3 separate regions of the Homo sapiens genome follow, and all the other regions are linked to region 2. A link is a loop called in an ENCODE intact Hi-C map of the cell type or tissue named here. Cell type or tissue: heart left ventricle. All regions are shown on one strand. Links, peaks and the distances in the headings refer to the core of each region. The heading gives the core; the rest is flanking DNA.

What was found. Hi-C counts contacts between places; a loop is a spot of excess contacts. Peaks named below come from ENCODE experiments on the same cell type or tissue, not always from the same donor. Only the 100,000 strongest peaks of a DNase experiment are listed, where the experiment ranks them.
Region 1: it touches region 2 in a loop (9-fold over the local background); 77 of 110 quality-filtered maps call a loop at or near these places.
Region 3: a loop joins it to region 2, with 4 times the contacts of the local background. A loop is called at or near these places in 37 of 110 quality-filtered maps.

What each region holds. Positions count from the first base shown.
Region 1 is chr12:21,984,692-21,995,003 of GRCh38, reverse strand. No RefSeq gene overlaps it. Among named protein-coding and RNA genes, the nearest start is that of ABCC9, 48 kb to the right of the region's middle. In heart left ventricle, for the core only: a CTCF peak has its summit at 4,984 (motif pointing right); no DNase peak of the experiment used is centred there.
Region 2 is chr12:21,693,294-21,703,605 of GRCh38, reverse strand. All of the region lies in intron 1 of KCNJ8-AS1 (KCNJ8 antisense RNA 1), which reads right to left. Among named protein-coding and RNA genes, the nearest start is that of KCNJ8-AS1, 36 kb to the right of the region's middle. In heart left ventricle, for the core only: a CTCF peak has its summit at 5,599 (motif pointing left); no DNase peak of the experiment used is centred there; H3K4me3 peaks cover 362 bases.
Region 3 is chr12:22,455,024-22,465,335 of GRCh38, reverse strand. C2CD5 (C2 calcium dependent domain containing 5) reads left to right here. Exons shown (of 27, transcript NM_001286176.2): 23 at 5,794-5,844; 24 at 6,751-6,852; 25 at 8,175-8,365. Among named protein-coding and RNA genes, the nearest start is that of C2CD5, 84 kb to the left of the region's middle. In heart left ventricle, for the core only: a CTCF peak has its summit at 5,278 (motif pointing right); no DNase peak of the experiment used is centred there; H3K27ac peaks cover 219 bases.

The DNA of each region.
Region 1 (10,312 bases), core at 2,799-7,798, 290 kb before region 2:
AGCTAATTAAAATTCTAAATGAGACTTATAAATCTATAGCAGAAACAAATAATCTCGAAAACATAGCTTTCATTTGTGAGAGCAAGGCTCTATTGAGAGAAAAAAGGTAAGTGAATTCTGACATGACTGAGCCATTGTGACTTGAAGAAGATTATTGTATATACGACATGACACCAAAGAATAAGTTATATTACCCGCAGGAAAAGAGAGAGATGAGTTTGACCAAATGAAAGAAGAAAATAAAGGTGATGTATTGAGAGGTTAGAACAAGCTGGTTTCTAAGAAACATCCTTTCCTACCCACTCCTGGAAAGAAAGAATTGAAATCCCAGATACATTTGAAAGTATTAAAGAGCAAATGTTAACCATTTTCTGGACTCTGGAAAGTGGCCTAGGAGACCACAAACTTCACAGAGAAGTTCCATGTCACTGTGCCTTACAGGTAGATCAGCAGTGATTGAGTGAGTTGACTAGACTGAGGGGCCTGAGGGTGGACTTACAGAGTCATAGTCAGCTTGAGAGATAGATAGACATTATCAATTCTATCCATTACTCCTTTCTTCTTTCTTCACAGGCATTGAAAGAAACATTTTCCTCTACTCTTGCAATTAGGTGGACCATATCTTAATTTGATCAATAAAATGAGATTGGAAGTGTCTTAGTCAGTTTGGCTGCTATAATAGAATACTGTATATTGGTGGCTTGAACAACAAGCATTTATTTCTCACAGTTCTCAGGCTGGAAGGTCCAAGATCAAGGTGCAAGCATATTTGGTGTCTGGTGAGAGCCCTCTTTCTGGTTTGCAGATGGCCACCATTCTGCTGTATCCTCACATGGCAGAGGCAGAGAGGAAGTTGGCTCTGGTCTCTTCCTATAAAGACACCAATCCCATCATGAGGACCCCAGCCTCATGGCCTCATCTAGATATAATTAGCCTCCATAGTCCTCACTTCTAAATATTATCACTTTAGGGGAGAGGGTTCCAACATATGAATGTTGGGGGACACAAACATTCAATCCCTGGCAGGAAGTGATGCTGTATCAATTAGGGAGCTGATAGCAAAAACCCAAGGTGATTCTCCAGTCTCTCTTCCCCTACCATAGTGACAGAGAAGACCACATGGTCTAGATAAGATGACTACAAGTTGGTTGGCAGAATCTTCCTCAGCATGGCCTCTGAGTGACTGCATAGTCACTCAAAGACCCCACTACAGCAGAGGCCTTGCTGAGGAAGGTTCTACAAACCAACTGAGTGACTATGCACAGTGACTAGGCTTCTGAGTGACTATACAGAGGCTTCCAGAAACCTCGACAGACATGCAGTGTGAGTTAGAAATAAACTTTTGTGTGTTCAATCACTGAGATTTGGGGATAGTCTCCCTTCCCTTCCCTTCCCTTCCCTTCCCTTCCTTTCCCTTCCCTCCCCTCCCCTCCCCTCCCTCCCTCCCTTTCTCTTCTCTTTCTTTTCTTTTCTTTTCTTTTCTTTTCTCTGCAGCATAGCCTCTCCTATCCTAACCATGGGCAAGGGCAGAATCTCCAACCTTACAAACGGCAGAAGATTGAAGGCCCTAAAGAGACCTGAGGTTGGAATGAGTAGGATTTGGAGTGTATGAACTTCACGACCAAGGACCACAGAGAAAGCATAGACTCAGCAGTAATACCGGCCTCATGATGGCAATAAAAAGTCTTGCTGTGATCAGCAACACTATAGCTAAGGCAGAGACCCTTCTTCTGATTGCAGCATAATATGTAAGTTCTCTGGAAATTTAAGTTTACTTTAAGAAAAGGGAGGAAAAGTAAAGATACAAAGGAAAATCTTGAGTGATTGAATTTAAATACTAAGTTGATTGCTTTAAAATCAGAAAAGATGATATGCTGTGTCATCGTCATGTTCTGCTACAGAGACTGTTGTTTGTCTGCCCCTATATCTTTCTCTTTCCTTATGCCTTGATCTTATTCAGCACCATCAATGAAGTGGAAGTGGAAGTGTGTAACTTCTGAGAAATTTTCATAAAAGACAGCTGGAGGGTGCCCTTTGGCCTCTCTGCTACTTCCTCCTTCCTGCTGCTTAAGATGCAGATGCAATGCATTTGTAAGCACTGTGGATGGGAGAGCTCAGAGATCTCTGTGGGCCCCTACGACTCTAGGAAGCCACTGTATCAGGCCCCAGCTGCGTTCTCTAATCTTCATTAAACTTAAGAGCATAAACCTGCACATTTAAGCCTCCATAGTAGGGTCTCTGTTCTATGAAGCTGAACCGAATCCTAACTGATACCCTTTCCTTCTCTTGGTTATATGGCAAGCAATTTCAAGAACCAGAAGCCACAGGAAAGTAGCAGCAGAATTCTAGGTAGAAACCACATTCTGAAGAAGGATCTCAAAGATAACAGTGGGAAAGATTCTTTGTCCTGTGCATTGGAAAAGACAAATTCTCTAAGACAAACATTCACTGTGTTTTATTACTATATTCTTACAAATAGGAAAATTATCCTTTCCAAACCAGTTGCTTGCATCCTAAGAAATGTAGGGCTCCTTATGCTAGCATAAAATGGTGCATTAGTAAACCAAAATTATCCAGCATCAACTAATATGATAGTTGGACTTGCAATCCAGGAAGCACATTTGATGAAGTGTTAACTGTCTAAACAACAGTGAGGCACAGGTAAGTATGGGATTCCCAAATGTGCTTCAGCAATATTTTTGAAATTTTGCATTATTTAACACTGGAAATAATCTTATCTAATTCTTCTATATAGATTACTAGCCGGCTAGGTAGGAATCTTTATTACACTAGAATCTTGTCTTATCTTTTTGCATACTCTTGTGGTTAAAGCGATAATAAAATTTCCTAACTCTAAACCAATTGCTCATGCAATTGGTTTAATGCAATTGATTTAAAGCAAGTTAACAGCTTCTAGGAGACTGTGGCTTTCCCTCAAAGGAGTCTTTGTGAAATTTACAAGAAAGCTAAGAATCAGCTACTTGCTTCCATAATTTAGAGAGGCATTGAGAGTCTCTTTAAACCTTATTTAAACATGCAGTGAATAATCAGAATAGAAATGACCAGAGGTATTTTGTTTCCTCCGTCGTGTAAGAGACAGAAATGTGTCTTTCCATCTTTTTTTTGTCCTCACCCCCAATTCACACACATTTATGTGATGGGTCAAAACATTTTAACATATGTGCAAATACGTGTGTGTGTTCTTAACCTTCTTTTTTTTTTTTTTTTTTAACTTTTGCTGACCTAAGAGATTCTAACTCTGTCTACCAATCTGCCAAGTCTTCTTTCCTTCACCTTCTGTGAATAGTTCTGCTTTTTGCCATCTGGGTTCTTCTGAGCTTTGCAGAATAAGGAAAAAAGTGACAGGCGCAGGACAAATAATATGAAAGACTGTGGAATGGAGGAAAGAAAGATGGAAAAGAAGAGGGGTCTATGTATAAACTTCACAGTGTTTGTGAAATAAAAGTAAAGATATTGAGTTATTCTGAAATTACTTTTTGGTAGCTGGATTGTGTAATTGTGAGCAATCAGTCTTAGAGTTTAATAAGGTCATAGACTTAAACCCTCATACCTCTTTAGACAGTCCCCTCTAAATTAGACCCCTACTTCTCAACTATTGAAAACCCATGGATTAACACAAAAATTTTATGACCATCCACTTTCAGGGATTTTGACATGGCCCTTGAGGGCATAGTTGAAAGTCACTGGGGAATCTATGTTTTCTCACCAGCGAAGGCAATTTTGTTAAATTTACTTTCTGTAGACTGTATTATAAAAATCAATAGAATGCCTGTTAGATGTATATAGGTATCTTATAACATATTGAATAGTATATGACCTGTCATGCAAAACGTGGATGTCTTCCTGCCCCTGTTGCTTTAAATGGAGAATCCTGCTCCAAATCTGAAGTGAGTATTGTAGAGAGGATCCTAGCCAACAACCTGCAGGTTAAAGAGTAAAGTGAATAAAGTATGCTCAACTGTAAAATGGAGCTGTTTGGATTTGGGAGCATTAAGCAGGAGAGGTGAAAAGTAAAGACAATACTGGAAGCAAATGGCTGACTATTGAGACAAGAGTTGAAGATAACTCTGATAGGGTAGATCGCATTGAGTGAAGTAAGCTTTGCCAGCAGCTATCCCCAACAACAGACTGTGGGATTCACAGAAGTTTAGTAGCTCTAGCTTGTGGTATGCAGAAGAATTCCTCAAAAGTCTGTGTGCACAACATCCAAATGTCAGAATTCCCGCTAAGTTAGAAACTGCTAAGCTGCTTCTTTCTACATATATTTGAATCACATACCTTATTCTTATGACAAATATTCTGAAGAATTACTTATTTCATTTTTCTTTTTCTTTTGAGATGGAGTCTCACTCTGTCACCCAGGCTGGAGTACAGTGGCGCGATCTCAGCTCACTGCAACCTCCGCCTCCCAGGTTCAAGCAGTTCTCCTGCCTCAGCCTCCTGAGTAGCTGGGATTACAGGCGCATGCCACCACGCCCGGCTAATTTTTGTATTTTTAGTAGAGACAGGGTTTCACCATGTTGGGCAGGCTGGTCTTGAGCTCCTGACTTTGTGTTCTGCCCGCCTCGGTCTCCCAAAGTGCTAGGATTACAGGTGTGAGCCACTGTGCCTGGCATTATTTCATTTTTCATAGCTAGCTAAATAATGCTGTTCTATGATAAGATCTTTCTAAAACTTTAGGTGTCACTATAAAAGGCACATCTTGAATTAAAAAAGTTAAGATAGAGATAGAGTCTTAATTTTTTTTCCGTCCTATGTATTCTCTCAGCAGTTTGGTTCAAAGCATATTTGTTAGGAGTCAATGCTGCACTGGCTGCTGGAGATATGGTAACGAATGGTACCCTAGCCCTGGCATGTAGAAATACTTTCAATGTGTTAATAACATATTTTTTTTCCACAGTTAACTTTTCTATTAGTTAAATTAGGAAAATTTTTACATTGTCTTACGAATATCCAGTCTCTCAACTCAGCACTAGAGGGAGCAACAGTGCAGAAGAAAAGCTATGAAAATGTGAGCTTCACTATTATTATAGCAATATTGAAAATCACAAAATTTCAGAAAAAAAATATGGCTGAAAGGAGGTAGAATGTCTAACAGTGTGTGGAGGTGAGTGGCTAACCCGTCAGTAAAGTTAGGGAAAGCTGGAGATACCGCTTTGGAGAACTGAAATCTTTTTGAGGGATTTTTTTCCAAGAATAGGGCTTGAAATCTACATTAAACAGTATCTAGGAGACTAGGAGACATCACTCTCAAAGACTTTACTGCCAATATTTATTGACAAGTGCCACCAATCAGCAAGGATAAGACAAGAATAAGTGGGTAGAAACGTTTTTGGCCACAAGCAATACAATTTTGACCTGGGCAATGACCAGACCCTTGAAAACACAGTACTTTTAGAATGAATAACTATATAATGCACAGGACATGCTGTGTTATTTTCTGATAAGAACTTTTTGAAAAATTCAAAAAATTTTGAATGGAAGACAAAGAATTATGCAAAAATTTTAGTACTGAGGACAGAATGATGACTACCATGTACTAAGTGCCTGTCCTTGGCTTTAAATGTATTGTTATGTACAGTTTATTATGACCCTAATGAGGTAGGTAGTTCCAGCTGTATTTCTCATATTGGAAAATAGGCTTAATATAAGCCAAGTGTTAAAGAAATAATTACTGGATCATCATACTATATTTATGTAATATATAATACTGAAAATAAGTAAGATTAACATTCATATTGGTAGTCAGGAATATTATTAGGATTGATACAAAGTATGGCTAAATTTATTATTTGATTTAATATAAAGACCTAAAAATGTGTATTATCTAAGAAAAATTTGTAGCTTTTGGCTTTTGACATTTAGTAGAAGTATTAATCATTCAGAAGTAAACTATATATCTTATTACCAAAATAAAAGGCCTAGGTCATATTGTTCTTGAATTTTAAGTGATGGTTTAAATCTTAACATATTTGAGCTAATACATAGAAGTGCTTATTGTCAGAAGTCACTTAAACTCTATAAAGTCCTTGTAATTCCTTATACTGATTCAAGTGGTGCTGATATCACTTTCTTTGCAAGGTTTTATGTCATGAGTGTGTTGATGTGGACAATGGGATGTGATGTACCAACTTAGATTCTTTCCAGCTCCCTGGTGTTACTGCTTTTGTGTAGGACTTGCTAAACTAATAGCTGAGAACAAAAGGCACTGGGAGTTCACCTTTTAACATGAACAATGTCTACTGTTCCCCACTCCCGTAGTATGAGATACCCACCATTGAGTTCATAAAATGATGGGTTCTCACAGCACCCTGAAGGGTAAAAATTGTCACTTTCTTCTTTTTTTTTTGAGATGGAGTCTTGCGATCACTTTCTTGAGAACACAATTTCTAAAGCATTTAACTTCTCCCCCAACCCCTAGATTGAAGGAGGCACTAGATTTATATATTCTAAAATATGAAGGGTTCTAAAAATTGGAGAATGCCACTGACTTTTCATCTGGAGACTCGTGAAGGCAGAAACCCCACTGCCGAGGAGATCCTCTGATGCCAGAAGCCAGCAGAGCATGAGAGTATCACAGTGTTCCTATGAAGATGAGAGCTGAGGGCCACTATATCCCAGTTCCCAGAGTTCACGGAGGCTAGTTCTCAAGATTCCAAGTGAGAGAGCCAAGAGTTGAACAGAGGGACAGGAGCCACTCAGATTGCTCAGGAGAATGTACACAGAGGAAGGTGTGTGCACCACTGATGAGGGGTCAGGGGAAGATAAACGTTGATTAGAAAATTCCATATGCCACCTACATGAAGATCCCACATCCCTAGAGACAACTGACAGACTGAATCTGATTGAGAACACAGACTCCCGTCCCTTTGAAAGCACCCGACTATGACTTTTGTCTTTCACCAGGACCTTCCATTCCAGGGGTCAGACCAGGGATGGCATCAGTGGCAGAAGCTTGTGAGGAGGAACAGGATTGGAGGTAGGCAAAGAAAATCAGTGAGGCGGAGAAGGAGGGCATGGGAAGATGACCTAAATCTGCAGAGTACATGTTTCCATAAGATTAGGTGACAAAACTCAGTGGGTGGGATGGAATTCAGGAAGGACGGAAGCGGTGAGGAATAAGGGTTAAGAGCACAGGCTGCAGAGCTGAACTACCACATTTTGAATCCTGCCTACTCCATGTGCTAGCTATGGGACTTAGAGCAACTCATTGTCCCTGCACCGAGAGTTTTTGAGAAAATTAAATGGATTAGAACAGTGACTTGAATATAAGAGCCATGCAATCCATGTGAGATCTGATGTTGATGGTGATGATGGCACAAGTGGGCACACTGAAAGTAAACTTGACACCAGTTATGGGAAAATACATTCTAAGTTTGTACATAACTAAGTTCCAGTGCTTGATCTACACCTATTTCAGTGTTCCAATAAAGCACCATGTAAAGTTGATTATTAATGAAATGTCCTTTATCAACTGTATAGTGTTTGCAGTTATATATTATATGTTAACTAAAACTGAGCTCATAAAAATAATTACAACCAAAGAGTTGTTGTTTTCAAACCAAATAGAAACATTCTTTACTTTTAAAATTAAATCCCCAAAGGAGATTTAAATTTCCCATCTTGTGTTGAAACAAATGGCCATCATGCGCACTGTTATTTGTAAGATGAAATGTCCACTCTTTTTGCATAGCAACCAGACTATTTGCATCTGGTCCCTGCCTGCCCATCTAACCTCTCATTCTAATGCCACAGTATCCATTCTCTTGAGTTTACACAGAATCTTTGTTCTGCTTGGTGACACACACACACACACACACACACACACACACCCCTTTGCTTCAGGCAAATGTTTTCCTCAAATATAATTGAGGAGACACCTTCCATGAATCCCCTATTCATGCATTCATTCTTTTACCTAATAGCTCTTGAACACATAATTGTTTTAGGTATCATTCCATGCCCTCAGAGTAAAGGTGACAAACAAGATAGACAAGGTCTCTTCTCTCAAAGATGTGGCACACTAGTGCAAAGAAACGTAATAAATAGGAAAACAGGAAAATAAGTAACATTGGCATTTATATTGGTGGTCAGGGAAGACCTTACTGAGTGAAAATTTGCCAGCTACTAGAACATACATTCCATAATTACAGATATTTTTGTTTATTCTGTTCACTGCTGTATCTCTACTGTCAGGAACATCACTGATTTTCAGTAAACACTTTTTTAATGCAAATGTGAATGCAACAAAGAAGTTTGTGATGAATGCAAAAACAGAGCAGAGTGCTCCAGGCAGAGAAAAGAGCAAGTGCAAAGGTCTTAAATAGGTGGAAGGAGGTTGGCATGTTTGAGGAAAAGAAAGAGAAGAGGAGAGAGAGAGGAAGAGTAGAAGGAAGTGGGGTTAGACAGGGAGACAGGACTCGGCACGAAGGACTCTAGGAAGCCGCTGCGCACAGGAGGAAACTTGAACATACTCTCCTCACAAGTTATCATGTTGTGCTATAATTTCTTGATCTACCCTATTGAGTGTGTTTTTTTCACTTTGTTATTATTATTTGCTCTTTATTTTTTTTTGTAAGCCGCTTTCGTTGGGTTTACAATTTTTTCACTCCTGATTTTGATGTTTAGATAACCCATTTTTAATATTTCCTCATCTGTAATATGTGAACATACACTATAAAATTCATCTAAGGATTGCTTCAACTTTATTCTGTGTTTTGATGTGCAGTGTTTTTGTAAAACATGAAGTATGTTTTTATCATAATTAAGATTTCTTCTTTGAGGTTGGGCGCGGTGGCTCACACCGGTAATCTCAGCACTTTGAGAGGTCAAGGTGGGAGGATCACTTGAGTCCAGGAGTTTGAGACCAGCCTGAGAAACATAGAAAGACCATGTCTCTACAAAAAAAAAAAACCTTAAAAGTTAGCCAGGTGTGGTGGTATGCCTGTAGTCCTAGCTACTTGGGGGACTGAAGCAGGAGGATCACTTGAGCCCAGGAGTTCAAAGTGGCAGTGAACTATGATCACACCAGTGCACTCCAGGCTGGGTGACAGAGTGAGATCCAGACTCTAGGGAAAAAAAAAAAAAAAGATTTCTTTGACAATTAAAGTTTTAAAAGTGTACTTTTAAATCTCCAAGTATATGGACTCTTAATTACCTTGGTTTAATTTTTAATTTTGTTATGGTAAGAAAATGTGCTTCTGCAAGATATATAAATTCTGTGGCACTTGTTGAGATTTGCTTTGTAGCCTAATATGAAGTCAACTTTTATACAGTCATGCTTTACTTAACAATAGAGATGCATTCTGAGAAATTCATCCGTAGCTGATTTTCTAATTGTGTGAACATCGTAGAGTGATCTTCCACAAACCTAGATAGTGTAGCGTCTTACACACCTAAGCTATATGCTATAGTCTATTTCTCCTAGGCTACAAATCTGCACAGCATATTATTATACTGAATACTGTAGGTAATTGTAACACAATGGTAAGTACTAATGTATGTAAACATATCTAAAATAGAAAAAGTACACTAAAAATACAGTATAAAACATAAAAACCGGTAGACCTATTTAGGGCACTTATCATGAATGGAGCTTGCAGGACTGGATTTGCTCTGGGTGAGTCAGTGAATGAGTGATGAGTGAATGTGAAAGCCTAGGACATTATTGTATACTACCGCAGACTTTATAAACACTGTACATTTAGGCTGTACTAAATTTATTTTTTAAATTGTTTCTTCAATAGTAAATTAATCTTAGCTGACTTTTTTACTTTTACAAACTTTTCAATCTTTTTTTAACTTTTTGACTCTTTTGCAATGATACTTAAAATACATTGTATAGCTATACAAAACTATTTTCTTTCTTTATACCTTTAAAAGCTTTTCCTATTTTAAAATTTATTTTACTTTTAAAACTTTTTGGCTAAAAACTAAGACAAAAACACACACATTAGCCTAGGCCTACACAGCATCAGGAGCATCAATATAACTGTCTGCCACCTCCACATCGTGCCCCACTGGAAGACCCATTGGAAGGTCTTTAGGAGCAATAACACCCATGTCATCTTCTATGATAACAATGCCTGCTTCTGGAATAAGAAGGAAGTTCTGAAGGAATTGCCTAAGGATATTTTACAATTAGCTTTTTTTTTTAATAAGAAGAAGTACACTTTGAAGTAACTATAAAAAGTATAGTAAATATATAAACCAGCAAGTCATTTATTATCACTATCAACTATTATGTACTGTACATAATTGTATGTGCTATACTTTTATAGGACTGGCAGTG
Region 2 (10,312 bases), core at 2,582-7,581:
ACCAATTACTGCATGTTCTCACTCATAAGCTAAGATGGCTACTCAAAGGCATACAGAGTGGTATAATGGACATTGGAGACTCAGAGGTGGAAGGGTAGGAGGTGGGTGAGGGATGAAAAATTACCTAGTATGTAAAATGTACACTGTTAGGGTGATGGATACACTAAAAGCCCAGACTTCACCACTATACAGTTCATCCACATAACCAAAAAAATGGCTGGACCCCTAAAAGCTGTTGAAATAATTTTGTTTTAATGGGCAAAATATGTGAAGAGATACGTCACCAAAAAGAAGATATACATATGTCAAATAAACACATAAAATAGTGATCAATATTACTACCCATTAGGGTCATAGAGATTAAAGTCATGCTGGGATAACATTACACACCTATTAAAATACCTAAAATTTAAAAAAACTAATCATGTCAAGTGTTGGCAAGGAAGTGGAGCATCTGGAACTCTCATTAACTTTTGCTGACAATATGAAGCTGTAAAACCACTTTGAAAAAAAATTTAGGCACTTAAAAAATTGAAATACACATCTATCATATGATGAAGACATTGCATTTCTAGGTCTTTACCCAAGAGAATTGAAAGTACATGTCTAAAAAATGTATACACAAATGTTTGTAGCATCTTTATTTGTTATCACTGAGAACTGGAAACAACACAAATGTGCATCAACAGTTGAATGAATTAATAAAGTTTGGTAAATAGAGACAATTGAATACTAATCGGCTATAAAAAGGAATGAACTACTGGTATACATAATAACACAGATAAGTGTCAAAATACTATTCTTTAAGAGAAAAGCCAAACAAATACATACTGTATGATTCCATTTATAAAAAAGACTAGAAAATACAAACTAATTTACAGTGAAGGAAATCAGATCAATACTTTCCTGGAAATATGGTAGGTTGAGGTGGGACTGGAATGAGGGACTATAAAAGAACATGAAGAAATCTAAGGGAGTAATAAGTATGTTTATTATCTGAATTTTGTTTATGGTTTTCTATACATATGCATATATCAAAACTTATCAAATTGCACCCTGTATTAGTTTTTTATTACTGCATAACAAATTATTGCAAACCTAGTGACTTAAAACTAACCTATCATCTTACCATTTCTGTGGGCCAGAAATACAAGCATGAGCTAACTGGATCCTGTACTTGGGATCTCACTAGACTGAAATCAAGGTGTCAGCCAGGGCTGTGATCACATCTGAGACTTAGGGGTCTCAGAATTCAATGACTTGTGGTTGTAGGACTAAGATCCCCATTATCTTGCTGGCTGCTGGCTAGGGATTCTCCAGTTCCTAGAGCTTGCCCCCAGGTTCTTGTCACGTAGCCATCTCACAACATGGAAATTGACTTCATCAAAAACCCACCTTACAGGCGTGCAGTGGCTCACGCCTGTAATCCCAGTACTTTGGGAGGCTGGGGCATGCAGATCACCTGAGGTCGGGAGTTCGAGACTAGCCTGACCAACATGGAGAAACCCCGTCTCTACTAAAAATACAAAAAAATCAGCCAGGTGTGGTGCTGCATGCCTGTAATCCCAGCTACTCGGGAGGCTGAGGCAGGAGAATCGCTTAACCCAGGAGGCGGAGGTTGTGGTGAGCCGAGATCGTGGCATTGCATAAAGGCCCTACCCTCATAACCTAATCTAATCCTAATTATCTCCCAGAGGCTCTGTCTCCAAATATTATCACATTGGGGGTTAGGGCTTCAATGTTTGAATTGGAACAGGAGGGCCACAAACATTCGGTCCATAACAGAGAGGATTATACAGGGTGTACACTCTCAGGAGTAGAAATTTGGGGGACTATCGTAGAATGCTGCCTACCACATACCTTTTAAACATGTGCAGTTTATGTCCACACAAAACATCAATGTACAAAAAAGACAAAATGACATAAGGGAAAGAAAATTATATTATCATCAGACTTCTGGACAGCAATGTATTATCCCAGAAAAAAGTAGAATAAACTTGAAGATACATACATATGTATGTATGCCGTGGATTTTATGTCCAACAAAATTTACCTTCAAGTATAAAGGGCACACATGAATTTTTATCAGCATGCAAAAACTGAAGGAATGTTGTTTCTATTTTCCTCCTTAGGAATCTACTATGGTAGGTACTTTAGACAACCAAAATGAATAGAAAATTATCGGTATGAGGACTGAAGAGGAGTATTAAACATATAGTTACTTGTAGAGCCAGATGAAGTGAAGATTAAAGGAAGAGAGTATAATATATAATGGTTTTATATTTAAGCAAAGTAGTGAAGTTATAAAAAATTGACATAATGTGTAGAATATGCAAAATATATTTGAACAATTCTCAGTAATTTTTCATGGTGGAGATTTTGGTATGGTTATTTTAAGACTATTCTGTTTATAACATGGGATAAAGTAATAATTACGGGAAATTCTAATTTTATTATCTCCTGCATTCATGGGAACCAAGATTCTTGATACAGAAGAAAGTAGTTGTAGTTAAAGTAAAAACAATCCCTGACACACACATCTCTTTCCCTAATTTTAATTGGAAATATATCAGTAAGATCTGATAAACTATTTTGTATGTACATACAGATATGCCTATGGTATATGTATATGTGTGTCTACATTCATATCTATCAATATTTTCTCTCTTGCGCATCTCTTCCCACAGGAGTCTCTGGCTACATGCTCCCGACAAGACAATCACAAATGTCAATTGCACGTAACTCCTTGCGAAGGACAAATGTTAAGGTTCTTTTCCACTAAGCCCAGTCCATCTCATTTCTCTGGCTTCCCTCATAAAATGATGAACAGTCTTTGCATCCGTCAGTGATAACAGAGTCTCAGCTTCCCATCTCCTGTGAATAAATTCTTGGGGGAGGGAAGCATCTACACACCTATCTAAAACAAAGAGGCCTTAGGCTACATAAATCAAAATATGGGGTAGGGAGGATTTCTAACTTTGCAGAAACAAAGTTCAGCCAATAGATACAATTACTATTACTAAATAGTACACTTAATGCTTCAGTCTGAAGGTACAGTCAATCCTCCATAGCCATGGGTTCCAATGTCTCAGATTCAACCAACCTCAGATTGAAAATATTGTGGACAAAAATATAAAAAATAACAATACAATAATAAAATAATACAAATTTTTAAAACAACATAGTATAACAACTATGTATACATCATTTACATGATATTAAGTATTATAAGTAATCTAGAGATGATTTAAAATATACAAGAGGATGTGCACAGTTGTATGCAAATACTATGCCATTTTGTATAAGGGACTTGAGCATCCACAGATTTTGTTATCCACAAGGGGTGGAGGGTACTGGAACCAACCCCCTTTAGCTACTAGGGAAGAACTGTACTGCATTTTGGTTCCTTCACTGGATTTCAGAGCTTCTCATCCAACATTAGCATTGGGAAACTCCTGGATGAAAGGGAACATCTCCCATAAAAACAAATTCCTGTACCACCATTGCAAGATAGAAAGTGATTACTACTCCCCACATGAAAAATTCTCCAACTTCACCACATCAAAGTCAGGAAGCTATTGAGCATTCAACATTCTAGAATAAGGCAACCCAAAGCTTTCATTGAACAAATATGGTTTGATTGCACAGGTTTGTCAAAGTGCCATGTGGTTTTTGAGTTCCTAAACACCACAATGTCCCCAAGCAAATTTTTAAAACACAAGTTATTCCTTCAGGATGCCAAGATTCCATAGGAACATTATCCTCTATTTCAAAAATAAAGTATAAAGCTATTTGAAAATAAAATATCAATCAGTCAATGCCGAAACTGTAGGAAAGACTGAATGTTGCCTGCCTTTGGAAATCTGTGTCATTCCAGAACATAAAGGCCAATTACCATATCTGCTCAGAAATATATATCAGAAATATATATCAGAGTTGGAAGCTCTTTAGTGGAGATGGATCTTAGAGGCCCCTTTAAGACATAGGCTTTTAGAAACCTTCTATATTAAAGCATGCTCTTACATCCTTCCAATCCTATAACAGAATAAACGTTTCAAAGCACCGACCTGTTAATTACCTTATTTAATCTTCACTATGTTGCATTCATTTGTAATGTTGTTTCTTATTCAATTAAGTAAAGAAGCTTAACTTCTAGATGCATATTATGTGTTTTAAAAGGCTGCAAAAAGCATAAGAATAAAAAATTATTTTCCCCATTAGCTTATCATCAGGAAAATTCCAGACCAAAGAAAGGCATGGAAGTGGATGGTTATGGAGTAAACTTCTGGAAGAAACAAATGTGGAAGACACAGCTTTTCCTCTTTGTAACTTAAGCCAGAATCAACCTACTTTTATCCAGGGGGTAAACTGAGAGAGAAAGAAAACTCTCTATTGACTATTGCGTGCATGCCAAAAGATCATAGACTTTATCTCAATGAACCCCATATAGGCGTTATTATCCCCATTTTATAGATCATGATAAAAACATGCCCACAGCCATATGTGTGGTCTTTGAAAGTACACCATCAAACCCAGACCTATTGATTATAATTATAAGGCCTCTTTTCCTTTCCATGGTATCTCACTGACAAAACCTGTGTTGCCTGGTCTGTGACCACGTCTTGGTTAACTGAAGGAGAACAGAAAATTGTCCTTTTCAGCTGAAACTAAAACCAGATCAACTGACGACTCCAAGATGTTAAAAAATGGTCCAGATAATCCTGACTAAAAATACAATGGACAAACAACTTTATCAATTTCAGACTATTTTTCCCGGTCTCTTGAATTTTGCATGTGAATGTTTCATTTAAAAACAGCCTCATCAAGCAAAGTTTAAAGAAGTGTGTCCAAAAAAATTATAGGTTTTTCCCCCAATCTTTAGAAGATTTTCATTGCTATTGCTACGAAATACAAAAAGTTAAACAAAAAATTTTGTTTTCCAAGCTGAAACATGTATTTGTAAATCCAGGATAGTTAAACAAGAAAACTATTCTTGCAGAAAATATCTGAAAAATGAAATAAGCAATATTAAGACAAACTGAGTAAGGAAGTGGTGATTAAGTGGAGTAAAGACCGAGGTCATGTACATCTGTGCTGTGTAAGGGCCCACTTCATTTTTTGATAACTTCACTTTTTCACCCTTAACAGGGTTAACCCTAGAATGTGACAAGGGTAGCCTATGACAGGCGACATTTTGAAGTCACATTTATACAACCTCTACCCCAAACCCAAAGACCTCTCTCTCTCTGACACAAACACACACGGAAATTTATATACTTTTAATATACACAACCCAAGGTAGTCTTTTACAATTTACCAGAGTCATTTATTACTTAGTGGCATTCCAGCTCTCACACAAAATCACGATATTTCCTGTGCTTCCCTCCATGCACGTTTTGTTCACTTCTTTGCACAAGGGAACTGTGACTCTAGCATGCTGACTTGTCGTAGAAAATAAAGTGGGAATTTTTGGCCATCACTTTTAATTTAGAGCTACTGGTTCATTTCTAGAATAACATTAAACAAGAGAACGATTAAAAAAAAAAAAAAAAGAGAAAGAAATGAATGAATAGGTTATCACTGCCATCTGGTGGTGAAAATGCAAGAAAACAGGATATACATTCTGATAGCTCAAAATAGAATTAGTTTGGGAAAAGCATTGTTTTATAAAATGTCAAAAAATGTTCAGAAGTTTAATTAAGAAATGATTATCAAATGTTTGTGTTACTGATATGACTCAGAGTAGTCGCAATACGGAATATATGATCTCTTCTGATTCACATTTTTTTTTTCTCAATTTCCAGGAACATAGAGGTGTTCCTACTTTTCAGGCCCAAGAACCATAGAAAAAGTTAAATGATCATTGCATCCGTTTCACCTCCCCATGGCACTCCTCCTTCACAGTTGTTATTTCAAGAGAACTAAGTATTTACAATCATGCTATGTGGTGGGCACAGCATACAAAACGGACATCTCATCACCTGCTTGCCTCTATCAGGCTCTGAAGGTGTCTTTCCTAGGAAGTTGTCAACATAATTAAATCAGACAAACTTCAAGATACCATTGCTTTTGACAGTGTGGAGTTTCAACATGACAGACTTTGACTCTGCAGGGGGATTCCACAGCAGCTCCCATCATATCTAAGCTTCTATTACACCCAAGCTTCTATCACACACTAAGCAATGTGATCTCACATTACACAGCATACTAAACTCTCTATATAGGAAATCAAACTTTCTTACGTTGCACACACACACACACCATTTGTTTGTTTCTGCTTTCAAGTCTTTATGCTTTCTTTTATTTTCACTTGTATTGCCTATCATATTATCCTCTTCAACTACCCAGGTCCTTGCCAAACGTAAAAATTCACTGACTTGAAAATGCCTCAAAGGTTATCTATATATTACTTTTTAGGGTTTGCTTTCTATATGTCAGACACTGTTTCAATCATTTTATGCACATATTAGTATTTCCAAATTCTCAAAAAAACTTTGGAGAATTATTATTCCTATTTAAGCGTGGAGAAAACTTGGCTCAGAGCAATGAATAACTCATCTAAGTCTGCACTGGGAGTGAGTGGAGAAACCAAGTTTTGAAGCAAGGTCAGTCTAATTTAAAGGTTAAACTCATTCCTTCCTTGCTCATCATTCTAACAGGGCTTTAGTACACACACATATATGATGTAAGAACAATACATATATGTTCTTACATCCCTTTCCTGTGCAATATGATCCATTCCTCTCAAGAAAGTATGAATGACATTTCCTTTAGCAACTCCAGAGAACCCTCATTAGCTAATGAAGTGGTCTCTTGGTTAACAGTGTGGATTTCAAAATCAGAAAGCATTCTACCACTAGCAACTTTACAGTATTGCAAAAGTACTAGGCTTCAGATCTTCAGTTTTGCCCCTTTGAAATACTAATAAACCTTTTTGAAAATTAGGTGAGATAATCCATGAAAAGAGCTTAACTAGCATCATGCCTGTGACATGTTAAGCACTCAATAAAAGTTGGCGTTTATTATTTCAGTCTCTTTTATATACTGGATATTCAATGCAGATTGATGATTAACTGTTTTCAGCGATATGAAAAGGCCTTTATGAAAGGAAAAGAGCTCTTCAGAATATTGGATGACTCTGAATGGTGACTCTAGAATAACAGGGCAAGACTCTATATGGGCTGTAGAATCAATCATATGAGAGATCTGGGTAGAACATCTTCACATATTGGAAAATGTAGGGGACACCACGCTCCTGGGGTTTCTAGGCTGGCAGTGAACACATGGAAAATTCTAAATGTGAAAATGACAGCTTTGTCAGTTTGCTCCTCGAGGCCTGCCAAAGACTGCCACAGTCCCTGTCCATCTCTAGTAAATCACAGTAACTAATTCAGCTCCTACACCAAATTTGGCTTCTTCTATGACTTTTCCTAACATAAAAACACACAAAAAAGAATAGCAGCACAAAAACCACATAAGTCCCAGAAATCATTTCCAGATGAAATTTTATATGTTCTGCTTTCTAGTTTTGGCAAGTCATTGAAAAGTAAAATAGCAACCACTGTGAGAGAATTCTTATATTTCTGGAAAATGATGTTCCAATGTTATTTTTAAGGAAAGGAATGTTTATCCTTCGTTCCGAGGAATGATAAAAATGTTCCCAAATTACCCTTTAAAAAGGCAGTGATTTTACAAAATATATATATATACACACACACACACATTAATTCCTCACTTTATATCTTAAATAGGTTCTTTGAACCTATTGCTTGTTAAACAAAAGTTTAAACAAAACGACATATAACAAAACCAATTTTACCACCAGCTACTTGATATAAATAAGATTCAGTTCCTACAACAAATTTCTGGTCACAAAAACATCACCAGACTTCTAAATAAAGAGCCAAAGCACTTCTAATATTAAACATAGAAAAATATTTGAACTATATATACATTTTTTAACTATTAATATACTCAAGCAGGATAATTATCTACCCATTTATTCCAGCTCGGGGTTGTAGGTGGGTGAGTCTGTCTCAGCAGTTCAGGGCACCAGTCAGAAACCCACCCTGGATAGGCCGCCATCCCATCACAGGGCACACTCAGGCACACACACTCACACTCACTCAGACAGGGGCCATTTAGACATGCTAATTCACTGAATGTGCGTATCTTTGGGATGTGGGAGGAAATTTGAGTACCCAGAGAAAACCCATGCAGACATGGGGAGAATACTCAAGGTTCACACGACAGTGGCCGTAGGAAGAAGCGATATTTTTTCTCATCAATGCGATGAGAAAACAAGGTTGAATGAAACATTATTCACTTACCTGGTGCTTGAGTGTGTGGTATGTGTGTGTATGTGTCTATCTCCAAAGATAATATTATTTATTAAACCACTGTCCCACTCCCGTGAGCACTGATGTCCTAAGAATCCCACCCCTGCTATTGATACGGAAGTGGGGAAGGGAAGTGCTGGGAAGGGAAGTGCTGGTGTGGGCCCTTTAAATGATACGGAAATAGGGAAGGGCGTGGTCCCTGACTAGGACTCCACCACCTGCCTTGTGACCAGGGACCTAGGTGAGGACAGGCATTTTTGTTTTCCTGCCCAAATGTTGCATTTTTCAAGACCACCCTGGCGTGCCACTCCCCCATCCTATGCCTATGAAAACCCCCAACACCCTAACAGGCAGACACACAAACGGCTGGACATCGAGAGGAGCACATCACTGGAGGAACACGCAGGTGGCTGGACATTGAGAGGAACGCACCGACAAGCACCAGCAGGCCAACAAGCCACCAACCGACTGGCAGACTGACACGGAGTTTGGCTGGGGCAGTCGGAGGAGAGCGCCCAGGCCATCCAGCAGCCCAACTCCAGAGGAAAACCATCTTCCTTCTGGCTCCCTCATCTGCTGAGAGCTACTTCCACTCAGTAAAACCTTGCACTCATTCTTCAAGCCCACGTGTGAACCGATTCTTCAGGCACACCAAGGCAAGAACCCGGGATACAGAAAGGCCTCTGTCCTTGCCACGAGGCAGAGTGTCTAATTGAGCTGATTAACACAAGCTGCCTATAGACAGCAAAACTAAGAGCCCCCAGTAGCACACACTCACTGGGGCTTCAGGAGCTGTAAAAATTCACCCCTAGACACTGCCATGGGGTCGAAGCCCCACATCCTGCCCATCTGTATGCTCCCCCAGAGATGTGAGCAGCGAAACACTGAAGAAGCTAGCCACTCCCTCTCTCGCATGCCCTGCGAAGGGGACAAGGGAACTTTTCCAGTTTCACTATGACCATGGCAAAAGCTACATACCTCAAGACTGCCCATTGAGATTAGAAAACAATACAAAATCCTGACCCTTAATCCAGCTGTCTTACTTCTAGGAATCAACCCAAAGATACATTAGTAAAAACAGAAATATACCTGCTTAATACTGGTTTTTTTTTCTTTGCAACTTTTATTTTAGGTTCGGGGGGGTACGTGTGCAGGTTTGTTACATGGCTAAATTGTGTGTCATGGGATTTCTTAGTCACCCAGATAATAAGCATAGGACTTGATAGGTAGTTTTTTGGTCCTCACCCTCCTCCTACCCTCCACCACCAAGTAGGTCTTGGTGTCTATGGTTCTCTTCTTTGCGTCCATGTGTACTCAGTGTTTATCTCCCAGGTGAGAGAATATGCAGTATTTACTTTTCTGCTCCTGCATTAATTTGCTTAGGATAATGGCCTCCAACTCCATCGTGTTACTGTAAAGGGCATGATTTCCTTCTTTTTATGGCTACATAGTATTCCATGGTATATACATACCACATTTTCTCTATCCAGTCCATCATTGATGGGCATTTAGGCTGGTTTCACATCTTTGCTATTGTAAATAGTGCTACGATGAACACATGCGTGTATGTGTCTTTATGGTAGTTTGGGTATATACCTAGTAACGGGATTGCTGGGTTGAATGGTAGTTCTGTTTTAAGTCCTGTGAAAAATCTCCAAACTGACTTCCACAGAGGATGAACTAATTTACATTCCTACCAGCGGTGTGTAAGTGCTCCCTTTTCTCCACAACCTCACATGCATCGGTTATTTTTTGACCTTTTAATAATAGCCATTCCGATTGGTGTGAGATAGTATCTCATTATGGTTTTGGTTTGCGTTTTTCTAACGATTAGTAATGTTGAGCTTCTTTTCATGTGTTTGTTGGCTACATGTATGTCTTCTTTTGAGAAGTGTCTTCATATCCTTTGTCCATTTTTTAATGGGGTTGTTTGGTTTTTGCTTGTTAATTTGTCTAAGTTCCTTATAGATTAT
Region 3 (10,312 bases), core at 2,807-7,806, 760 kb before region 2:
AAGGTTTAATTAAGTCAATTTTAGTTTTAAATACCGTTGAGTGAAACTGTATAGAAGACTCTTTTTTTTTAATACCCACCTTGTTTCCTGCTTTCCTTTTGCTTTTACTAGAGTATTTCCTCGTGTTCAGTGGCATACGCTATAGGCTGGCAGGAATACTCTATTCATTACATTAGCTGCTGACTGCTGTGGCAAGCATAGGTTAAATATAAAAACAAGTTGGCTTATACCCACAATACATTGTACTTCAAAATTAGGTGTCTACGTCAGAAGTTTTTTATTGTAGGCTAGAAGAGTTACTTTTTCTTTGTTAAACCAAATTAGATTTTTTTTCTTTTTAGAGACAGTCTCATTCACAGATTTGATTTTAAAATAGTTTAACTGTTTGAATTTAATGTCTTGCTAACATTATTTTAAAATAGCAATTAGAAGTGTACATTTGTAAAAAATACAGAAGTTATCTTTTACTTTTCCTGCCAACTAACGGTTTGAATTCTTATGACTATATATAATTCCTTATACTAATTAAAAGCATTTTATATATTAATAGTCCATTGCATGTCTGTTATTACTATTTTTTAAAAAATATATTTTGTCACTATGACCAAGTGGCAGCAACAATAAAAAACAGTTAAAATTCTTGATGTTATTGGAGGCCAAATAATCAATGGCAAGTTTTAAAAGGAAAGAGACGCTCAGGGGAAGAGAATGCAAAAAACAGAAACTAACTAGAGGAAAATGTGTGAAAAACTCATCCCAGAAATGGGAAGGAAGGAAGGACGGAAGGCAAGAGAATTGATGGAGAAGTAGGAATAAAGAATCTTTATCTCTGTGGCTTCTTCAAGGCAGCTTGAGGACAGTGAAATCCACAGTTAGAGGAAGAGGGAGTAAAAAGCAAAGGAAAATTGCATTGAGTTACTGACAGAAAACGGATTATTTGGAAGAGAAGCTATAAAAGATAGGAGTGAGAGGGAGATTGCATGCTTGGAAATGGAAGCAGGAAAATGTAAGAAGGGGATTGAAGAAGAAAGACAAGTGGTTTAGAATGTCGTACACCTTTAATTAGAAACTTAAATGACCCAAATAGGGAAGTTAATTGTCTTTGTTATCTAATATATGTACTACCTAGGTATCACAGTTGAATTTTTCCCTTATAAACTGTCCAAATTGAAGCTAGTTCTGTCTTTCTGTGTGCCTTAGTAATTTACAACTGTAATATGGCAGTTTCCTTATCAATTCATCAATATTTGAGTATCGTTATAGATCAGGTTTATACTGAATGTTTAGATATATCATTTGTCTACCCCAGTCATGAAGTTAGATTTTATACTTATAAAGCATAACTAATCAATGCATTATCAATTGATGGAAATTCCTAAAGAAACATAAAACCCAGTTTTGATCATAATAAAACTGAGAATGTTTAAATAGGAAAATAAAACATAAATTATAATGACTCCCAACTGCATATATTTTAATCTGCCAGAGAATCATTTCCAAATTTGTAGGAAGTTTTTTAGTTTTAGTAATTCTTAAAAGACATTCAGATAAGATTTTCTCAAATATTTTTTAATTATTTAGAGCAAAGATGATCTGCAAATTCTAATGATATAAAGTGAATAGATAGTCAAAAGAGGTACTGATCAGTGTAGAAATTTATTCCTGTATTTATCTTAGTTTGTTTGGTACTACTGTGACAAAACACTTGAGACCGTGTAATTTATAAAGAACAGGCATTTATTGACTCAGTTCTGGAGGTTGGAAGTCCCATATCAAGGAACCAGCATCTGGCAGGGGCCTTCTTGCTGTGTTATCACAGGGCAGAAGGGCAAAAAGAGAGCAAGAGGAGATCAAATCTCCCTTTTTATAATGGCACCAATCCCACCCATAAGGGTGGAGACCTGGCCTAATCAGGCCTTAAATGTCCTACTTTTTTTTTTTTTTGAGACAAGAGTCTCCCTCTGTTGCCAAGGCTGGAATGCAGAGGCACGATCTTGGGTCACTGCAACCTTTGCCTCCCAGGTTCAAGTGATTCTCCAGCCTCAGCCTCCCAAGTAGCTGGGGTTGCAGGCGCCTGCCACCATGCCTGGCTAATTTTTTTTTGTATTTTTAGTAGAGACGGGGTTTCACCATATTGGTCAGGCTGGTCTCGAACTCCTGACCTCAAGTGATCCGCCTGCCTTGGCCTCCCAAAGTGCTGAGATTACAGGTGTGAGCCACCGCACCTGGCCTTTTTTTTTCTCTCTCTCTTTGAGACAGGGTCTTACTCTGTCCCCCAGGCTGGAGTGCAGTGCTGCGATCTTGGCTCACTGCAGCCTTTAGCTCCTGGGTTCAAGCGATCCTCCCGCCTCAGCCTCCTGAGTAGCTGGGACCACTAACACCCCCTTGCCTGGTTAATGTTTATCTTTTTTTGTAGTGATGGGGTTTCAACATGTTGCCCAGGCTGGTCTCGAGCTCCTGAGCTCAACTGACCCGCCCACTTAGGTTTCCCAAAGTGCTGAGATTACAGGTGTGAACCACTGCCCCTGGCCAGAATGTCCTACTTCTTAGTACTGTTACAATGGCAGTTAAATTTCAGTGAGTTTTGGAGGGGACCTACATTCAAATAATCGCTGCAGCTAACGAATACCTTTGCCATTGGTTACGACAAGTTATTTAGAAGAATGGAAAAGTCTCAGACTTTAGACGTACTGGAGAATGTCTGTTTGAGGGAGGAAGAATCCTTTTTGTCGTTAATATGCTCATTTCCACTGAGCTGATTTTAACCTGGGTTAGTTTCCCTCCCACACCACTACACACAGGGCTTGTTAAATATTGCTAGAGTGCACTAGGGGAATTATAAAACCATAGCCCTGTATTGCTTTGCTAAGTTTCTAGGGTCATTTATTTGGGGCTTGCAGGGTTATCACTTAATGGTGACTTTTAAAAAAATGCAAAATAATCTTCTTCTTGCATTAAGTGGGAAACCAAATTATAATAGAAGCAGACTGTTGTGTGGCTTAATTGAGACTGTTTGCAGCTAGAAGGGGGATCTTGACATGAAAAGCATTTGTTTCAGACTCTTCCATATAGATCTACAAATGGCACACAAGTGAGCACAACTCAGCAAAGCCTGAAAGACTTTTAAGGAGATTTCTACCCTTGAATAATGAACTATGTTGTTTTTAATTTAGTATTAGTCTAGAGACTGCATGTTGTTTTATTTCTTTTAAACTGGAACTCCCAGTTGGTCAGTGAGCCAGACTGCATGTATCTGCAGTACCTTCTCTTTTGAAAAGCTTATCACCTGGGAAGCCAAACTCTGATCAGGAGGAGCAGAGGGCCTGGGAGTCTGAGGTCATCAGACATTTGAGGTATTCAAACCAGTCCAGGTGCTGATGTCTATCTGCTGCTGGGACCAGCTGGCCTTGGGCCTCTTGGGCCTTTTTTTTCTAGGAGAAAAATTAAGATAGCAAGCATGTTAAAAGATGAACCTGCTCTCCCTAAGTGAAATCAAAAATCTCCCTTAAAAACTTGGGTTTTTCAGATTTTTTTCAGATGCATTCGTATTTGAGGGCAGGGAATAAACATTTTCCCTCCCTTTTTTCCCTCTTCATCCTTTATATAAATTTTACTGGGTAAAAGTAATACATGTATATCGTGAAAAATTTGAATATTACAAAAATCATGTAGTCCAGAATAAAGCTCTCTTCTCCATTTCCTTCCCCAAGAGGCAACTACTTTTAGCAGTTTACTGTCTGTCTTTCAAAGATACTCTATTCATCCTTTTTAAAAAACACAAGTATTTTACATATCATTGTGTACCTTGTTTTTTCCACTTGATGTTAGAGATGGGAACAGATATTTAATACATACTCAGGTAAGCTCTTTCTGTGTACATTTGCCATTAAAATATATGCAGTTCCTACTAGGGAATTCCATATTACTCAGATAATATCAAGGTATAGAAAAGATTTTCGTTTTAGTGATTTTTCAGAAATTTTTAAGCCGTTCCTCTTTCCCCTGCAGTTTAAAAAAATGCACAGAATTCCTAATGCCAGCTATATGTTCTGTAATTCTACACCAACCAAATCTATACTGCACAAGACATATGAGAGCCTCAGGACTCTCTTGGGATATGTAAGTTAGGGGTAGGACAGTTGGTGTCCCAGTCTCTCCATTGAGTCTGTTTCTGTGCTGAGTGTCCCTACAGATGTGGTAAGCCTCTGAATGTCAGGTCTGTGCTGGTCTTTCTTTAGGTCCCATCTCCTCCTAGACTTCCAAAGTCTCTCAAGATCCTGAATCAGGAGGACTTTTCCTATCTAGATCTCCAGTCAGTGAGCATGATGGTCAGGGCATGTCCACAGTGTGGTATCCTCATAGGCCATTCGTGGACCCCACCTGGTGATCCCTTTTATTCATCAGCTCTGTATATGTTACAGGATTAGCTAGTGGTCAGTTGCTTTATGAAAACTGTGGGCCAGGTTTGGTGGCTCATACCTGCAATCCCACCACTTTGGGAGACCAAGGCAGGCGGATTACCTGAGGTCAGGAGTTCAAGACCAGCCTGGCCAATATGGTGAAACCCATCTCTACAAAAAATACAAAAAAATTAGTCGGGCGTGGTGGTGGGTGCCTGTAATCCCAGCTACTTGGGAGGCTGAGGCAGGAGAATCACTTGAAGCTGGCAGGTGGAGGTTGCAGTGAGCTGATACCGTGCCACTACACTCCAGCCTGGGCAACAAGACGAAAACTCCGTCTCAAAAAAAAAAATTGTGTTGGTGGGGTGTGGTGAGATACTTGCATTGTATTTTCAATTAGCAGCAACATTCTATGGTAGAAACATTCTGTACAAATAATGTTTTGAAAAGTTTTTTTATTAATTTAAGAATGTTACCAAAAAATCAACACACTAAGTAGAAATGAAAAAACATATTTATCTATCTATACTTAAACTATACTATACTAAGCCAACCGAATTATTCTCAGTGCTTTTCATGAGTTATTTCTAAATTGGCAGGACTATTCTTTTAGTTGTAAAATTCTTTCAAACAAAAATTTAAATATTCTAATGTGGGTAGAACATGAGCATTAAAAATAGGTTATGAAGTTTTTTTATAGTGCTATTTAAATTTGTACAATACCTTAAATACCTGTAATAAAAAATATCAGGGAAAATTCTGGATGCTACTGTCAGGTTACTGGAAAGGGAGTGATACTGGCTTGGGATTCCTGGTTACCTCTGTGATCACTCATTTTTTAGTTTCACAAAGTCTTGATACCACCAGAGGGAGCTGTTGATATCGAAGTCTTCGAATGAAGAAGTTGGTGGTGAGAGTTAAGACTAGGGAGCAGCTTATGCTGATCTGTGAAGCATAATCATTATCTTGTCTGTAATTTGTAATCTTATAGACTCTTCCCCACAGCAAACATTTTCCTTCCATGTTTCATTTCAGATATTCTTCCCAACACATTGACCCTTTTCTCTGCCTAGTCTCACATCCTGCTTTCATCATACTCACATTCGTTACTATGTTTATATTTTCTTGTGACTATAAAGTTTCTGAAACTCTTTTTGTGTTACAGTAAGCAAGTAGTCTCCTTTGGCATGGTATTTATGAACTGAGCTAGTTTTCATTTATCAATAGAAACTGCATTTTAAACCTAGATGCTTTTATTTGGTTTGCTTTTGCAATGAAGCCATAAAGATTTCCTCCTATTCTTCTGGCTTATAGAGGTATTAACAAATAACAAAGAAGAGGTACTGGCTTGTACTTAGCATCTGAGCTAATGTTGTTCATATTGTCTTATTAGAACACCTGGAGAGTGCAAGTTCTAACTCAGGTATACCAGCTGCACAGAGAGGTGAGTTTGTCTAATTAAGCAAATAGTCACCAAAGGTGTAAAATTCTAGTTTGGTGGTGCATAAAATTATAGACATTGAAGAAAATGCACTGGACAATATGGAATAGACACCAAAATCTGGCTTTTTTTTTTTTGTAGGTAGAATATGTTCTTTTAAAAGCATCAATTAAACTAATATTTAAATTTTTTAGTATGTTAATGGTTTCCCAGTTTCTAAGCATAAAATTTTAGCTCCTTAAAATTTTTTTTCCAGCTTAGCAGTAGTAAAAGTTATTGTTTTTAAAAGGGGGAACTTGTGAGGCTCACACCTGCCCTGACCCCATATTATCAGAGGCTTTGTTGCCCAAAATCAGACATGGAAACAAAACATTAACAAAAATGGCCCTTTGGTTTTCCTCTTACTGATTGTAGAAAGAAGATACTTTAATAACAGATAAGTCAACTACTAACTTTTAAAAATATATTCTTCAACATTTGATTCTCTTTTTTTAAAATTTTAGGGTAAAACTAGGGAAATGAATTATTCACAAAGCTTTGATTATAAAATAAAATAGAAACAACTGAAATATTGTAAATTAAGAAGAATAGGAAATAAAGTTAGTTAAAGCACAGTATGTGGTCCTTTCATTGATATTTATGTTAGACCCCACTCAGGCTCTCCCTAGGAGACCACACAACTATGACATCACCAGAAATGCTCAGCCTGCTAACTGAGAACTTGGTTTTGGACAAATCAGTGTCTAAAGCTTGACTCTTTACTATCTCTCTTATCTGACTTGAAAAGGACCATTCTTTTTCTGAGTTACAGTTAAATTACATCATCGAAAGGAGTGTTAAGACGAGTAAGAGACATCATCCATATTTTTTTCTTTGTTTTTTTCTTTTGTTTTCTGTCTGTGTTTTCAGCAACGTCAGTTGATTACAGTTCCTTTGCAGACAGATGCAGCAGCTGGATAGAGCTCATTAAACTGAAAGCTCAGACCATAAGGCGTGGATCAATTAAGACAAGTAGGCGGATGTTTCTACCACATTATGATAATCTGAGAAACATATCCCTGATTTCCCAGTGGTGAAAGCTAGACCTTACTACCCAGTAATAACATTGCCAATCCATCATGTATTAGAGTGTGAAAGCTGCAGACTGTAACGGTCATTTAGGAAAAGCTTTTGAAAGGCCTTTAGATTTATTAGTTTTACCTATAGAATTGTGTTTTTAAAATTTTCCTTTTTGTGCAGGTATTCTTAAAAGTATATAAATAGATATTATATCATTCTAATTGGAAGTAAATTGCCAACTCTCTTATTGAAAAGACATTCTTCCAGGACCCAAGGTACTATTTAGTATGTGGCATCTGTCGGTTTATTAAGTGTGATATGCAGAGGGCTAAACTAATAAAGAATTTATGGTGAGAAAGTAGTTATTACCTTACTGCTAGAATCAGAATCATTACTTATATGTTATCTTATGCCATGTGTTTTGGTAAATTTTGAGGTAAATATATTTGAGTGAAAGAGCTTACCGTACATTAAAAGGGGGAAAAAACTACATTTCACAGGAAATAATATAGGATGTGAAACCAGCCAGATCTGGTTCTGAATCCTAGAAGTGCCATTTTAATAGCTATGAGACCTTGGGCAAGTTACTTAACTTCTCTAACCTTCCATTTCCTCATGCATGAAATGGGGATGATGATGATAACCTGTGTTTTTGGGTGGTTGTAAGGATTAGATATATATATATATGTCTGGCTTATGGCAGTTATTTAATAAGTGGTAGCTATTATTTTTTTACTTTATAAACAACCAACTTTTAGCTAGCAGAGGTCGTTAAGCTTTTAAAATTATGAGTTGGTTTTCAAAAAGGTTTGGAAAAAACCAGTATCTTACAACTAGATAACATAAGGTTTATCTACAAGTTGACAATGATGAAGTCGTCTGAAAAAGATGGAAAAATTGCACTGGGAAATAGAACAACTTTCACACTCTCCTTGTAATAATTTGTTCCTACAGCAGATAATTTTAATGCTCAGCCGCTTTTTCTTTTTCTTCACTTTATAACCAATCATTGTGTGTGTAGCTATACTGCATCAACATTTTCTTTTGCAGGAATGCCATTTTTCTTCCAAAAGAATTCCATTCCAGCATTTCCTCTCATGTTTTTCTGTCTCTCTTTTTTAATTGCATGCAGTGCATGATAATTTCTTTTCTTTCATGACATGGCTTAGCCTCACAGACAGCTGAATGTTGTCACCACTTATTTGGAAACCTCAGGGAATAATTGTGTTACCAGCGTCTGTTCTGAATGTTTTCTCATTTTTCTCCAATTTTAGCCATGACAGTTGAAAAAGCAAGTCCAGTGGGTGATGGAAATTTCCGGAATCGTTCTGCTCCACCTTGTGCAAATTCCACAGTTGGGGTTGTTAAGATGACACCTCTTTCTTTTATTCCTGGAGCAAAAATAACTAAGTATCTTGGGATAATTAACATGTTTTTTATTCGAGAGACTACTTCTCTTCGGGAGGTAATTTTATAGAAGTTATTTCATTTTTTAAAAAATTTTCTCTGAAGATTTAGTAACAAAACTAAGTTTCAAATTGTTATTTTTTGCCAAAAACTTACAAATATTTATTTATATTTTAATTATCTGGATTGAGTCTAGAGTTTATTTCATTTAGCAGCGAGGATTATCACAAGAATTGTGTTAGTTTTAAACCTATTTATTGTTAGAAATCTTAGAACCTTATCATATAGTAAATAAAACAAATATCTGTGTTCAAATAGAAGTTTAAAATAGCCCTGAAAGAACAGCTTCGTTTCCTCAGTAATTTAGCAATTTTTGACAGATCACATTTAGAAATAGTAGAGGACTGTATTACAGATACATGTCTAAGGAGATACTTTATGTAATTTAGCTCTGCTGTTTCTTCCTCCTGAGAAAGGAATGAAGCTGCTCATTTTTTACTCTCTCAGTTAGTGTATGAGGATGACATTTCTTCAGTCTTACCTCACACTGAGTATCATTAAACTTTAATTTGGTTTTTAAATAACAAGTTGTAATATTTTACTTGATGTGGGAAAAGTTCAGAATCAGAGTCAGCCTGTTATATCTTTTATAACACAGGAATTTAAACTTAAAAAAATTACGTTGTGTCATATGTTAAGGAACAGGGGCTACCAAGCAAATTAATATGGTGAATAGGGAAATTTTTTAGTTACTGAGGTGTGACATCCAATAACCTTTTCAAATTTTACTTCAGCTGCAGTTTGTATTTTTAAAAAGTATATTCATTATAAAGATGACTTAGCTGTGCCCTTCTTCACCAGCAGTATTTCTATACTTTCTTAGGAATAACAGCCTGCACACTGTCTTTAATATCATACTCACCATCCTGCGCCTAGCACAGTAGCTGGCATGGAATAAACACAATATGTTTTTGTGCAAATAAATGAATAGCTTCTGACAGATTATTTAATTAATTAGATGGATGTTTTCTTTAAGGTAAATTAGGCCAGGCACAGTGGCTCACGCCTATATTCTCACCACTTTGGGAGGCTGAGGCGGGTAGATTGCTTGAGGCCAGCAGTTTGAGACCAGCCTGACCAACATGACGAAACCCCTTCTCTACTATAAATACAAAAATTAGCCGGGCATGGTGGCACATGCCTGTAATCCTAGCTACTCAGGAGGCTGAGGCACGAGAATTGCTTGAACCTGAGAGGTGGAGGTTGCAGTGAGCCGAGATTGCGCCATTGCACTCCAGCCTGGGTGACAGAGTGAGACTCTATCCTTCCCCCCAAAAAAGATAAATTAGTTTTTATATCACTCTTAATTACGTTAAGATGAAAAATAAACTATGAAGATATTCTCAAAAGCCTTTGGATAGAGAATTAAAATAGATGATACTTCTACATCCATTTAAATTTGACAAAGATTTGGTGCGAAAAGCTGGCATATATTATGAATTAACCTTTTCTACTTGCTCTTGGTAGCACATGGATATTACACTATTTTGAATCCATAAAATTGTATTTCCTAAGCCTTCTTGACTACTTAAGCTCCCATACCTCAAAATGTTGCTTCTTAGTAGGTTTTCCTTCAACAGAAACTTATAATAATAATTGTGTAGCACCATATCCCAAATGTGTTAATTGCCTGAGTCGTTTTCTTACAGTTAATTAATATTTTTAAAATTAATCCTCTGTAGCTACTGTGTCATCAGAATTTTTTGATTTAATAAACAGGAAATTGATAAAACTCAAAAAATATACTGAACTATGATTGAGTTGGAGGCAGGCTGAAGCAACTCCCTTAATTCCCTAACTACAAAAAGAGATATCTTTATACAACTATATGTAGGATCCTCAGGCTTTTCAGAAGGATGTGACCCAATAAAATGGTTTTCTAATACTGCAGTCATTTTTCCCCTTCACTTCCAGTTTAAAGTTGGAAATTTCCTCCTAGACTGTA